Linked DNA regions of Homo sapiens: region 2 is linked to region 1. The links are chromatin contacts, found by Hi-C or POLR2A ChIA-PET in ENCODE. All regions are on one chromosome and are shown on one strand. Each heading gives the region's core, a stretch centred on a gene start or an enhancer-like site at or near the end of the contact. The rest is flanking DNA. Distances are from core to core; before and after follow the strand shown.

What was found. A loop is a pair of places that touch in the nucleus more often than their neighbours do. ChIA-PET counts read pairs that join two places held with the same protein, here RNA polymerase II (POLR2A). Pooled maps may share reads with other maps.
Region 2: a loop to region 1 is called in a pooled map, with 7 times the contacts of the local background. The contact joins the promoter of ZSCAN20 here to the promoter of RNF19B in region 1. A Hi-C loop is called at or near these places in 1 of 37 single-sample maps with no recorded cell type and 7 of 50 pooled maps. POLR2A ChIA-PET finds 5 or more read pairs at or near these places in 3 of 52 experiments (CD8-positive, alpha-beta memory T cell, activated B cell and activated naive CD4-positive, alpha-beta T cell).

What each region holds. Positions count from the first base shown.
Region 1 is chr1:32,960,717-32,967,923 of GRCh38, forward strand. It overlaps RNF19B (ring finger protein 19B), which reads right to left and starts at 4,093. Exons shown (of 9, transcript NM_001300826.2): 1 at 3,335-4,093. The coding sequence starts at 3,969. RefSeq lists silencers at 3,238-3,447, 3,808-4,377 and an enhancer at 3,688-4,192.
Region 2 is chr1:33,469,862-33,477,068 of GRCh38, forward strand. ZSCAN20 (zinc finger and SCAN domain containing 20) reads left to right here and starts at 2,784. Exons shown (of 8, transcript NM_001377376.1): 1 at 2,784-2,830. RefSeq lists a silencer at 747-1,041.

The DNA.
Region 1 (7,207 bases), core at 2,843-5,342:
CTGGCATTAAAAAGAGGCAGCAATAATCCCAGCACTTTGGGAGGCCAAGGCGGGAAAACAGCTTGAGCCCAGGAGTTCGAGACCAGCCTGGGCAACACAGGGAGACCCTATCTCTACAAATAATAATAATAATATTAATAATAATAATTAGCTGGGCTTGGTGGCATGCACCCGTGTTCCCAGCTACTTGAGATGCTGAGGCAGGAGGATCGCCTGAGCCCAGGAGATTGAGGCTGCAGTGAGCCGTGATTGCACCACTGCTGCACTCCAGCTTGGGTGACAGAGCGAGACGCTGTCTCAAAAAAAAAGAGATGCAAAGCCACTAGGCACATCCCAAGGGAGAACTCAGGCATCTATTTGGCAACTAACAGAATTTTAAAGTTACTCCCTATAACCACTTTCAACTGAAGATCTCAAAACACCGTGTAAACATTAATTAAACCTCTCAAGTCAGGAAAGAATTAGACCTATTTCAGATAAGAAAAATAACGTAGGTAGGAGGCTGTTAACAACAGGAATCAGAAAGGAAACTAGACTCTAGTATCTTTGGCTTTCTCCATGTTGTCCTCAGGCTACACTTAATGAAATGCACCCAAGCAGCAGCATCCTCAATAATGCGGCTATGTTGACAAGCAAATGCTTTTTAAAACAGGGGCTGAATGGAAGGAATATTGGCATTGGTTGGAATTAAGACCCCTGTTCTAAGCCTGGTTCCACCACTTACTAGTTATATGACCCTGAACAAGTCATTCAATTTCCTTAAACTTTAGTTTCCTCATTTATAAAACTATATCAAACCTAAACCTATCTCACAAGGTTGTATCGAATTAAATTATATATACCTGGCACACAGGTATTGAGAGGCCAGCTTTCTTCTTTCCCCAAACTCCACCTTAAGTCCGTAGATGACACATATAAAAAAATACATTGTTTATATATATAACTATATATATGATTATCATTCTTCTAACTAATTAAAAAAATAAAATCTGGAGGATACTAACATAATACTTGGCTAAAATAAGAAATGGCCTAATTTTTTAATAACTTCCAAATAGTTGAGAGTTGTCACCAAGCTTGAAAATTATTTTCTGTGCATTTTTATTGATGTGAGCAAAGACAGAAACTGACTTTAGAAAAATAAAAAAACAAACAGGGACCTTTTCCAGAAAGATGATCTGCCACATTTCTTAGAACTCAAGGAAACATCTCAGAAAGGAGTTAATGTACTATTCCAAAATTAACTATGCAGTGTTTTGTTTTTTTTTTTTCTTGAGACAGAATCTCGCTCTGTCACCCAGGCTGGAGTATAGTGGCCTGATCTCGGCTCACTGCACCTCTGCCTCACAGGTTCAAGCGATTCTGCCTCAGCCTCCTGGGTAGCTGGGACTACAGGTGTGCACCACCATGCCCGGCTAATTTTTCTATTTTTAGCAGAGACAGGATACCACTATGTTGGCCAGGCTGGTCTTGAGCTCCCGACCTCAGGTGATCCACCCACCTTGGTCTCCCAGAATGCTAGGACTATAGGCGTGAGCCACCGAGCCTGGCCTGTGTTCTCTTAATATTCGTTTGGTTAAGAAAACAGATCAACAGTATCTGTAAAACTTTAATATAAATTAACCTCAGAGGGCCAGTAAGATCACTAGACATAGACAGTTCCATGAACCTAAAAGGTCCTTCCTGATACTTATTAACTGAAAGTGAAAGTGAGCCACCATAAACACCATTCCTTTGACCACAACACTTCAAAGTAATTTAGAAACCCCATCTCAGTGAGGTTAAATAGCACACCCATTTCTAAACAAGTTTGGCAGAATTAAAAACAGAAGTTAACTCTTCTTACTCTCCTAGACACTCTAAGACAGCTCCTTTTGAAAGGAGACAACCAGCAGCATCATGGAGATTTCAAAACCACCTTGATATATAGGCTACAATTAAAAGTCCTTAACTCCTTTGAAGCTAAAGATCACACAACTTTTTACTAGCATTACGTTTACACACTGCAAGGACTCCCCAGCATCTTTTTGTCGCCAAAACATGACACACAAGAATAAAATTATCTGCCCAAGGTCACAGAACAGGTAATGGCTGTCTGACTCCCAACTACTTAAATGAGCCCCTCTTCCTGCGTGCAACCCCTTCATGGGATATACTGACAGTAACAATTAGACTTCTAAAGGCGGGGAGGGCGAGGAAGGTCTCCACTGAATGCTTCAGATAGCAAAATCTGGTGTATTATGTCTCTGCAGATATTGCATATTTTAATTTACTGCCCTTTAAAATTCAGCCTACATGGTGCATTAAAAAGACTGTCATCAAGAACTCAAGATCAAAGGGGTTCAGAAACACAATTTCTCCTATCACACCAACCTCTGGGCATTCTTCTCAGTGCCCCCATTGAGACTCTGGACAAAGAACATATCTGTCTACCCCTCACCCTACCCAAGGCAGCAAGGTAAGAACGACAGAGTGCCTCCCGATAGCGTGGCACAGAACACATAGTGCTCAGGGTACCCGAGAGCCTATTCCCCAGTCACCTCCATCCCAACTTTCAGCGGTGGTTGTCAGGGAGAACACGCCTTCTTCTGCAATGCTAAGTCTGTCCCTAGCCAAGTGGACACACCCCTCCGACGCGCTGCCCCCTCAGAATATTCTCATTCCCTCCTTGGCCAAATATCCCCTCCCCACTCTCATTAAGAGATACTCCCCACCTTGGCCGGGAGCGGTGGCTCACGCCTGTAATCCCAGCACTTTGGGAGGCCGAGGCAGGAGGATCACCTGAGGTCAGGAGTTCGAGACCAGCCTAGCCAACATGGTGAAACCCCATCTCTACTAAAAATACAAAGAAATTAGCCGGGTGTGGTGGCGGGCGCCTGTAATCCCAGCTACTCGGGAGGCTGAGGCAGGAGAATCGCTTGAACCTGAGAGGCGGAGGTTGCAGTGAGCCGAGATCGCGCCATTGCACTCCAGCCTGGGCGGCAGGGCGAGACTCCGTCTCCAAAAAAAAAAAGAAAAAAAAAAAAAGATACTGTCCTCACCTCCGGACAGAGGGCATTCCCCCAACAAAAAAACCGCCTCTCCCTGTCTCCTAACTTGGACAGCTCCCTTCCCCTCACCGAATGCTTAGCAGCCACCTCGAGCCCTGGGGCAGGGGGCGGGGTGTCGGGTGCGTTCACACCACTAGTCTGGGCTTGCCTGATGGTTACCACCCCGCCGAAGCTGCCGCCTTGCGGGTTTCCCTGCTTGGGACACCCACGCGGGGTCCCTGCTGCCCCCAGCCACGCCCCTCGGCTGCAGCCCGCCGCCACCCGCGCCACGCCCCCGCGCTCACCCGCAGTCCGGGGCCGGGCACCAGCGGCAGTCGGGGTCCGAGGCTAGGTAGCGGCGCAGCATGAACTCCTCGTACTTGTGCATAAGCGGCGGGTCGGCGAGCAGCAAGCGGATGTCGTGCGGGTTGAGTCGCTCGCTGCACTCGGGGCAGCTGATGGGCACCCTGCTCTCGCTTATCTCCAGGCGCAGGTAGTGGCGGAGGCAGTCCCGGCACGAGCGGTGCGGACAGCTGAGGAGGCGCGGGGCCCGCTCAGGCGGCAGCCGCACCAGGCACAGCGGACACTCCACCTCCTCCGCGCCCGGGCCACCGCCCTCCGCCGCCTCCTCATCGTCGAACCCAGGCTCCGCCGCCGCCGCCGCGGCCTCCGCCTCGGCCTCGGCGGCCGGCTCGGCGGGCAGCGCCTCGGGCGGCGGGCCCTGGGCCGCGGCAGGGGCCGGGGCGGGCGGCGGCTGCGCAGCCGGGGGCGGCGGCTCGGCCTGCGGCTTGGCCCGGGCGCGGCGGCCGCGGGCCGAGGCAGAGAAGACGCTGTGCAAGGTGAGGCGCCGGCGCCGGCCGCCGCTGCGGCACTTAGGGTCGGGTGCGGCCGCATGTAGCGATGTGGAGCGCGGCGACTCGGAGTCCTTCTCGGAGCCCATGGCCGGCAGAGGCCGAGGAGCCAGGGGCGCCCAGCGCCGCCACAGCTCCCGCCTCAGCGCCCCTCAGCCAGCGCCCGGCCGCCGCCGACGCCGCCACCACCGCCTCAACCGCCCTCCCGGCGATAGAAGCCGAGCGGCAACGACGAAGTGATTATAAAGCCTCCGCCCCGCGCGCCGCTGCCCTGCGCAGGCGCTTCGCTCAAACACCTCACAACCCTTGCGCCCCGGTCTAGGAGTGCGCTGGGCAGGGCCGAGCGGGGTGGGGCCGAGCGAGCTGGGGCGGAGCTCCGCCTCCTGCCGGTCAGGTGGTTCCAGGGCCGCCATGTTGCGGAGACTCTCAGAGATCCTAGCCCGCTGCTCTCCCTGGTCTCCGCCTCCAATTCCATCACCATGACACCCAAGGTGGACTTTTTGGTTTGCCGTTCCTCACAGGTTGATTGCCACTTCCAGTAAATGATGGTTCAGTTACATTATTTATAAAAAGCAGGCAGGGGTTGATCAGATGGTGACTCCCAACTGGTTCACCTTCCAACATTTCTGTTTATTAAGCAGACGGCATAAATTAATAAAGAATATATTCATTCACTGAGCTTCTACAAAGTGCGAGGCATTAGAAAATAAAACAGACAAGGTCCCCTATTGCAAGGGACTTCCAGAATAAAGTCCAAATTTCTTAGTCTAGCATTCAGTGTTCTCTATGTATTTAATAAACCCTATGTATATAATAGTCTATTTCTAGGCTCACTTACCATTCTATCCTCCTGGTATCTTGCTTACTTACCAAACTTGTGGAAGGAGACCCAGCGTTTTCTTGCCTGGCAGTGCCTTTGCCTTTCTTTTTCTAGTTCCCCATTCCTCTGACTGGGGGAGGATCTGGACCCTTAGGCTTCCTAGTGGGAGGCAGGCAAACAGCTTCAACAACAGGAATGTATCAGGATTACATTCAATTGCAAATAACAAAAGAAAAAAATAGCTTACGATTGAAATTTATTTATTTTTTTTCCTGAGACGGTTTTGCTCTGTCACCCAGGTTGGAGTGCAGTGGCGTGATCACAGCTCACTGAAGCCTCAACCTCCCAAGCTTAAGCGATCCTCCCACCCCAACCTCTGGAGTAGCTGGGAGCACAGGTGCGCCACCAGGCCTGCCTATTATTTTTATTTTTTTCATGGAGATGAAATCTCCCTGTGTTGCTCAGGCTGGTCTCGAGCTCCTGGGCTCAAGCGATCCTCCTGCCTTGGCCTCTCAAAGTGCTGGGATTACAGGCATGAGCCGCTGCACCTAGCCAGAAATTTCTCTCTTTCCATGAAATATAAGTCCAAAAGTAGGCAGTTCAGGGCTGTTCAGCCATCCTCAGTATTTGGCTTCCAGTGTTAAGGTCACCTCACTATGGTCCATATTCCAAACAGTGGGAAGGAAAAAGGGAAGAAAGATGCATCCTCTTCCTTTTAAGAAGACTGCCTTGGGGCTGGGCGCGGAGGCTCACGCCTGTAATCCCAGCACTTTGGGAGGCCCAGGCTGGCGGATCACGAGGTCAGGAGATGGAGACCATCCTGGCTAACACAGTGAAATCCCGTCTCTACTAAAAATATAAAAAATTAGCCGGGCGTGGTGGCGGGCGCCTGTAATCCCAGCAACTCGAGAGGCTGAGGCAGGAGAATGGCGTGAACCCAGGAGGCGGAGGTTGCAGTGAGCCGAGATCGCGCCGCTGCACTCCATCCTGGGCGACAGAGCGAGACTCTGTCTCAAAAAAAAAAAAAAAAGAAAAAGAAAAAGAAAGAAAGAAAAAAGGACTGCCTCGAAAGTCCCGCACATTTTTGCCAAAACATACTCACTCACATGGCCATACTCAGCTGCAAGGGAGCCTGGGAAACATTCTCTTAACTGGGTACAATGTGCCCAGCTAACAATGAGTGCTCTGTTATTAATAAGGAATGGTAAGATGGGCCAGGAGCTGTGGCTCGCACCTGTAATTACAACACTTTGGGAGACCTAGGCTGGTGAATCTCTTAAGCCCAGGAGTTTGAGACCAGCTTGAGCAACATGGCAAAACCCCATCTCTACAAAAAATACAAAAATTATCTGGGTGTGATGGAGTGTGCCTGTAGTCCCCGCTACTTGGGAGACTGAGGTGGGAGGAATGCTTGAGCCTGGGAGGTTGAGACTGCAGTGAGCCGTGATTATGCCACTGCACTCCAGCCTGGGTGACACAAAAAGACATCGTCTCAAAAGGTGGAAACCAGCTGTGATATTTTAAACCAGGTCTCCAGAACTTCAAACTTTTGACATAAAACAAGAAGGGGAGCCAACAAAGAAAACTGAAAAGCGGGGGCCAGTGACATAAAAGAAAAACTAAGCAGGCATGATGTCACAGACACCAACATAGTATGTTCCCAGAAGGGAGTGGTCAATTGTGACAAATGCTGCTGAGAAATCAAGAAAGATAAGAACAGAGATGTGACCACTGGATTTGGCAACACCAAAGAGTCCTAAAGGAGGGGGAGAGTTTAATCCTCAAATAGGAAGGAGGTTTGATGCTGGATGGCTAAAACAACAATTAATGTCTATATTTATCTGGCAGAATAGGCTAGACTTGGCTATGGTAACAAACAAGCCAAATTTCTCAATGGCATAACACACAACAATGGTATATCTTTTCCACTCATGCAACGCTGGCTGTGGGTTAAGGCACTCTCCAGAGTAGCTCTCCTCAACTCTCCTGGGTAACTCAGAGATCCAGACTACTTCTCTCTTGGGCTCCACTATCTCAATGCAAAGCTTTCAGTATTGCCTCAAAAAGAGAGCTGGAGGCCAGGCACGGTGGCTCATGCCTGTAATCCTAGCACTTTGGGAGGCCGAGGCAGGTGGATCACCTGAGGTCAGGAGTTCGAGACCAGCCTGGCCAACATGGTGAAACCCCATCTCTAAAAATACAAAAGTTAGCGGGGTGTGGTGGGGCGCCTGTAATCCCTGCTATTCAGGAGGCTGAGGCAGGAGAATCGCTTGAACCCAGGAGGTAGAGGTTGCAGTGAGCGGAGATTACACCACTGCACTCCAGCCTGGGCGAGAGAGCAAGACTCTGTGTCAAAAACAAACAAACAAACAAAAAAACTGCAAGGGAGGCTGGGAAATGTAGGAAGAAACCATAAGCCATTTAGTAAGCAGTAGTATCATCTCTGCCACAGTTTCCTATAGTCATCTTTGACTCTGTTCTCAGTGCCCAACGTCCTAATCAACTGC
Region 2 (7,207 bases), core at 1,534-4,033, 510 kb after region 1:
GGCTCCCACAATTTCCTGCACCTCCCTTTCTCAAAGGACTGATCACAGGCCTGAAAGCCACAGAAATAGTGGTCTCCAAAGCTGAGTGCACAAGATTATCACACTATGGTTGCAAAGAAACTGTTATAACTTCTATTTCTATTTTTTAAAAATCTTACCTTATTCTGAAGCTAGACTGCCTGCTTTTTTAGCCACGTGCCGTTAGCATGTTATTTAACCTCTCTATACCATAGTTTCCTTTTCTGTAATATGGGATAGTGTTAGACTCTCCCTCAAAGGGTTTTGGATGTATTAAATGAGTTAATACATATAAAGCACTGAGAGAAGGACCTAATAATGCATTGCAAATGTTCAAGGAAAGTTAGCTATTACAGGCACATCATTTATAAGTAAATAAATACACATATGTTGGGAGTGTGTGCTCAACTCAAAAACTCAAAAAGGCTTCACTTATGGGAGCGCTCTATTGGGAAAGTTTAGAGATCAGGCCCTGGGGTCAGAGACCAGGTTTGCTTCATCTCTGCATCCTTAGAGCCTAGTGTCTGCCCAAATCAGAGAGAGTCCTGGTAGACAAATGCAGACAGAACGCTTGCAAACCAAATCCTGATGGGTGCTGAACCAGAGAGAACCTGGAACAGGTTCAGGCTCTGTTGCTTATTTCTACACGGCACTAAAGGGCAGTTGGCCTCTTGAGGACTTCGTTAGTTTTTTCTCTTCTGTAGAATGCCAGGCTTTAATTAGACAAAGGCTAAGGGAAACCATAGAATAATTCGAGGCTGTATTGAGGGCGAGGCGCGCCCTCTTGTGTCCTAATGATGTCCTCTCCTCTCTCTGCACACTCGCCTCCCTTCTTCCTCTTAGGGCAGATGATGCTGAAGTGGACACGTCCTTACCTGACCCTGCAAAGCTGCCTCTCCAGCTTCAGATCCTGACACTCTCTCAAATGTTTCCGGCTCCCTTGGCACCCCACACTGTTGCACTGTCCCTCCCCATCTCAAACCCTCCTACTTCCACATATGGTCTCTTCCTCATGCAGTGTAGGACCTTTGGAGTCACATGCCTAGGGGGTGACAAATCGCAGCCCTGGTTCTTATTGGCTCTGTGATCTTGAGTAGGTCACTTCGTTTCTCTAAGTCTCATTCCCTCTTTGTAAAGTGGAGCAAACAATACCAATCTCATAGGGCTACTGTGAGACTTCAACACCAAGGAGTATTTACGGGTTGTTATTATGTTTACTGAGTAAAATCACATGAGTTATTACTACAAATAAGTTGGAACATGTTTCACAGAGAAGGAATTTAAACTGGGTCGTTAAAGCTAAGAATTCTCCTATTTTAACACTAGCCAACATGCATTGAGCTCTTACCAGATGCTAGGTATTGTCAATTTTCCCTAAGCCGCATAACCATTGGTAATAATAATAATAGCTAATGATTATGTATATTATTGTATTTTCTATTTTTTAAAATAGAGACGAGGTCTCACTTCGCTGCCCAGGCTGGTCTCAAACTCCTGGACTAAAGCGATCCTTCCGTCTCAGCCTCCCAGAGGGCTGGGATTACAGGCATGAGCCTCCGTGCCTGGACTAGCTAATGATTATTAAACACTTTCTGTGTGTCAGACATGTGTCACGCTCTTTACATACCTTCTCCCATTTATTCCTCTCAACAACTGTCTCAGGAAGAGGCAAGTATTATCATTCCCATTTTACAGCTGGGAAAATGCAGGCATAAAGAAGCTAAGTAATTTGCCCAAGGTTTCACAACGCGGGTGGTATGACCTGCATCCTTCATTTGAAAGTAAGAACTTTCAGACACAAGCAGCTTGACTTCAGAGACTTTTACCTAAATAGTCTCATTTAACCTTCATAACACCCTGTGATGTAAGTTCTCTTACATTACTTGCATTTTATAGATGAAAATTCCAAAGACAAAATAGATGGCAGTAATTTGTTCAAGGCCACACAGCTGCGAAGTAGTTGAGTTGGGATTTGGATCCATGTCTGACTACAAAGCCCCCATTCTCAACACCACATTAGATTGTTCATGCCCCAAAGTATTCACAGTGGTACAGAGCACCCGCATTTATATGAGGATTATTTTGTAATAATGATTAACATTCTTCCAACACCTAGGAAGTGCCAAGCTCTGTACTAACTGATTTACATAATAATAGCTAACAATCGCTGTGCATTATTAGGAGCCAGGCCCTGAGCTAATCGTTTTAGGTGTATTATCTCATTGAAAGTTCACAAAACTCTGTGACATGGATGCCATTACTACCCTCATTTTATGGTTGAAGAGAACGAGGTTCAGAATTCTTCCAAAGTCACACAGCTTAGCTGTAAGCTGGAAATTAAAGCTACAACTGTCCAGTTCTCTCCTGCCTATCGGGCTGGTCACCTCTAGTCATTCTCTCTTCTTATTTCTTATTGTGTCTGCTTTGATCTTTCAGGGTCTGAGGCTCTCACTTCGACCCCTCAGTAGAACTGGGCCCCCTTCTGCTCGAGTGCCCTCCCATTGGGCGGTGCTGTTATCCGGAAGCCTATGGAAAAGGCCAGGATCGCAACAGGTCCCGCCCCCATGTGTCGCGCCCGTTCCGATTTGTTCCAGTGCCAGGGTCCGTTAGAAGATGACATATCTATTGGCTGAAGACGTCTGAAAGGCAGCAAACGGAGGGGGCCGCCCCCGGCGCTCGCGCGGTTCCTTCTGGGAATTGTGGTCTCAGACGTTCCATTCCCAGGGTGGCGCCGCTCGGACTCCGCGTCCCAGCATTCCCCGCACGAGCCCGGGAGCACTTCCGCCCTGTTGTGAAGTGGGTGTCTCGGTGGGTGAGTCCGGGTGGCGGGGCGGGGGCAGCTGAGACGCAGGCTCTGGGCTGGAGACTTAGGAGGTGGTGGTGACACAGGGGGCTGGGGAAGGTGAGAGGGGAGAAAGAAGCTTATATGTGGGGGTGGAGGGTGAGGGACGGTCAAAGGATGTAGAGGCCGGAGATGGGAAGGGTCATACAGGGGTCGGGGATGAGGAGGCGATAGAGGGCCCTGGGAATGAGGAGGGCCTTAGAAGGGTCTGAAGGTGAGGGGGTTGAGGGAGGTTTTGGAGGTGGGAGAGTCATAGAAAGGTCTGGAGACCACAGAGGAAAGGATAGAGGGTCTGGGGCCCTGGCAAGAAGTGAAGAGGGCCTGAGCTTGAAGCCCGACCTTAAAAATAGTGTTTCAATCTCTACCTTCCCATCTAGAACAAGCATATCTAATTTGTTACCTCCCTAATGATTGTTACCTCTGGAACCCAGTGGATGGGACTGGCTATTGTGTTCTGCCCCAAACCTGCACTTCTTTCCTTATGTCTTATGGAAGTCAGTGGCACGATCATCCCATTTACCTACCTACCTACCTACTTACCCACTGATTCCTCTTGCATTCTTCCACGTCCAAGGATCTTCCGATCTTTAATTTCTTTAATATCTTTTCAGTCGGCCTCTTTCTTGTAGGGTTTTCGCAGAAGCCTTTTCAGTTTCCCAGCATGAACACACACATTGCACCTAGTGTGATCTGTTTCACCTACAAATCTGATTATGCCTTCTGCTTGAAAACTTTCATTGGCACCCAGCACCTGTAAAGTCCAAACACCTTGTCCTTCATAAACTCCTTTTGCAGCCTAATCTTCATGCACCTCACACTCCAGGGCTGTCAAGGTTTTCCTCGTTTCCTGGGTAGGCCATTTGGTTTTCCATCATTATATATGCTGTTCTCTCAGCTTAGAATATTCTCTCCTTGCCCTTCACCTTCTTTGCCAAGAGAACTTCTTTAACTTAAAAAAATTTCAACTCTTACTTTGCTCAATTCCCTTAAGCAAATTAAGTCACCCCCAACCCTCAGCTCCCATAACTTCTCCTATTACCACATTTGATCATAATTATCTGTGAAGTGTGTGTCTCTTCCATTAGACTGTGAACATCTCCAGGACAGGAACAGTGTCTCAATCACCTCTGTTTCCCCATTGCCCAGTCTAGAGCAGTAAACACTTGATGTAAAGCAGTAAATACTTGATGTATGTATGTGTGAATGAAGACCATGCAGGGTAAGCTTTGCTATACCAGCCTTGAAGACTTCTATTGCCAGTGGATTTCCAGGGCAGGAGCTTTAGTCTTCCTCTGCCTGGCAAGGCTATCTGCTGGAAGCTGAAGCTGATTCATTGCCAATGGGAGTTTAAGCCAGGGGTGACAAATACATGGAATGTGTGCTGCCAGTGCCCCTTCCTGTGTCCCTGGCAGTCATGGCTAATTGGTTGGTTCTCAGCACATATTCACACTGTACTCAGAGCCCTCAGCACACTACTCTAGGCAGCCACTTCCAGTTGATTGAAGTTTCTGCTTTAAATGAAACCTATTTGCTCTCCCTGGCTTAAGCCCTTATGTGTGAGGTCAGGTCAGACTGCTTTAAGCCATAGCTTGGACTGTCAGCCAAATGGGCCTGACAGCCTTTAAGAGTTCCCAGTTTTTTCTCTTTGGAGGTCACAGACCAGTCTTGGCCTTTCCTGTGGAACTGGAGAGCATCTTCTCTTCCCTTTTCACTGAGTGGGCTCCTCATGACCACGTTCATACTTACTGCCCTAGGAGTCAAGATGCCCCTCAGCTTCCCTGTGTTTGTAAAGACATCTTGATTTTGATGGCAGTCAGCACTTATCCCTCATGACCTGGGAGGCTCTGTACTCTTTCTAGGTCTTTCTGGATATTGGAAGAGAGCTTTGAGATCACTTAGCTGAATCTAAGTGGCAAAGCGACAGCCCATGCTGAATGAAGTCCACCATCATGCTTTATTTAATCTCATAGTGTGTGAAAAAATTTTGAGTTGGTTACCAACATTTAAAAATCCAGAGTGCTAGTTTCTTTTGGAAAAATCAGCAGGCTTAGGAATATTCTGGGCATATGTTCCCCTGGCACTCTATAGTTGGCTGTAGTGCCCACCCAGTTCATTTCAGTCATTGACTCATTTACATTGCTAGGTCCTTATACCCATTTAAACTTGTAGCCACTGACTCTAGTCTCCCTTCTCCCTTGCTCTACCCCATCATACTAATTGGGGAACCTAGGGCAACTGCTGAGTAAGATCAGGCTGTAAGCTGCAGCCTAGCTAGGCAGCCACAGGGGCTACATAACTTGTCCAAAGTAACACAGCTGATTAGTGGCAGGAGTGGAACTAGAACCCCAGTCTGCTCACTCCTGCCTTAATGTTCTTTCCATTCTCCCGTACTGTCATCTTAAGAGTTTGGATGACTAGCACACATAGAGGAGGCTATAAGACATGGTTAAGAAAAATGATTGGAGAAAAGGGATCTCGGCTTAGACCCTAACTCTACCACTTGCTAGTTGTGTAACCTTAAGTGAATCTTCATAAACACTCAGTTTCCCTTTAGGTAATTGAGGATATAGTGCAGTCATACCTTATCAGATAATAATATTCTAAGGGTGAAAATCACTTTAGCCAAAAATCACAGTTAGTTTGAAAATCCTTTGGCAAGGAGCCGTTTCAGAAACTAACACGCTGCCTTTCAATAAATAAACTAATCAGCACAGCTGGGCTTTCTTGTTTGAACATTAGATGAGAATTCGCTTGTATTAGGGACTGTGCGGTATGAAAGACACTTTACTCACACTTAGTGGAAAGAGAGGCACGAGGGAATCAAGACCAACCTGGTGAATAGCGAAGTCCTAGGTGCCACCACCACATGCTTATTCTCGAACAGATAGTGAACGCAACTGGCTGCACTATTTAAATCATGCTCTTTCTCTCTTTCTTTTTTTTTTCTTCTTTTTCTGAGACAGAGTCGTGCTCTGTTGCCCAGGCTGGAGTGCAGTGGCACGATCTCAGCTCACTGCAACCTCCGCCTCCTGGGTTTAAGCAATTCTCCTGCCTCAGCCTCCCGAGTAGCTGGGATTACAGGTACGAGCCACCACGCTTGGCTATTTTTTTTTTTTTTTTGTATTTTTAGTAGAGACAGGGTTTCACCATGTTGGCCAGGCTGGTCTCGAACTCCTGACCTTGTGATCTCCCTGCCTCGGCCTCCCAAAGTGCTGGGATTACAGGCGTGAGCCACCGCGCCCGGCCCTCTTTCTCTCTTTCTGATCTTTGCAGTGGAAGTTACAGATCAGTGAAATGCAGCTCAACACCTAATGAGACTCCAGTTGCTGCCTGGAGGCTTCAGTGAGATTATGAATGTGGAACACAGCACTGTGCCTGGCACCTTGTGGGCACTCAGTAAAGGGGTACTCTTAGAAATTGCTGGTCCTAATGAGGCTCGATATTCCTGGTCATCTCGGAACTGAGGAATGCCCCGGTCCATTTTCCCTTGTTCACTTCTGTGTGAAGTCACCCGGCTGTTGGCCGACTCTGTTGGCCTCCCTCTCCCCACAATAGCCTGCTATCCATACTTCGGTCTAACTTCCTTAGAAAGTTACGGTTATGGTTCCTTAGAAAAAAAAGGTTATGGTGATATGTGGTCCCTGGGGCTTTCCGATTTCTATTTGAAACAAACCTTTGGGACTTTCAAGTCTTTCCAGGAGAAAATACCTATTATCTGAGACTCTGAGCTTTGGGCCTGGTGTGACTGCTAATTGCCTATTTTGTTGTAGTGTCCTGTTTGTGCAGGAACGCAAATGTCTTTGCTTGCTTATTGACTGTCTGTCTCACTAGACTGTAATTTTATTGAAGGTAGGGACTGTCAGTCCCAGCTACTGGTAGATCTGTAGCTTCCAAACAGGGTATAGCTGGTACTCTATAAATGATTGATGAATTGCTCCTTGTGTGAGAGGGTGACAGAAATGTGTTTGAACTCATGCATCAATAAGGTTGTGGTTCAAAAAGAAATTTCATGAAAGGCGAATTCTTTAGGTTCAAAAAGAAATTTCATGAAAGGCAAAATCTTTCTACATATGTGATCTCTCTGAGTGCTTATAGCAGTAATGTAGGTAGACAGAAATAGTTTAGTTTAATATAAATTATGGAATATCTGTATCCCATTAGGCTTTTGATACGCCAGGTTTATCATTTTAATACATGGTAATAAAACTTTTTAATGGCCCTGCTATTTATCAGATACTGGGTTGAGCACTGTGGATACAGAAATTAGTAACATACAATACTGATTCTAGTAATATAGTATAATGTGGGTGTCAGATATAGTAACAGGTAACTACAATAGTGTAGGAT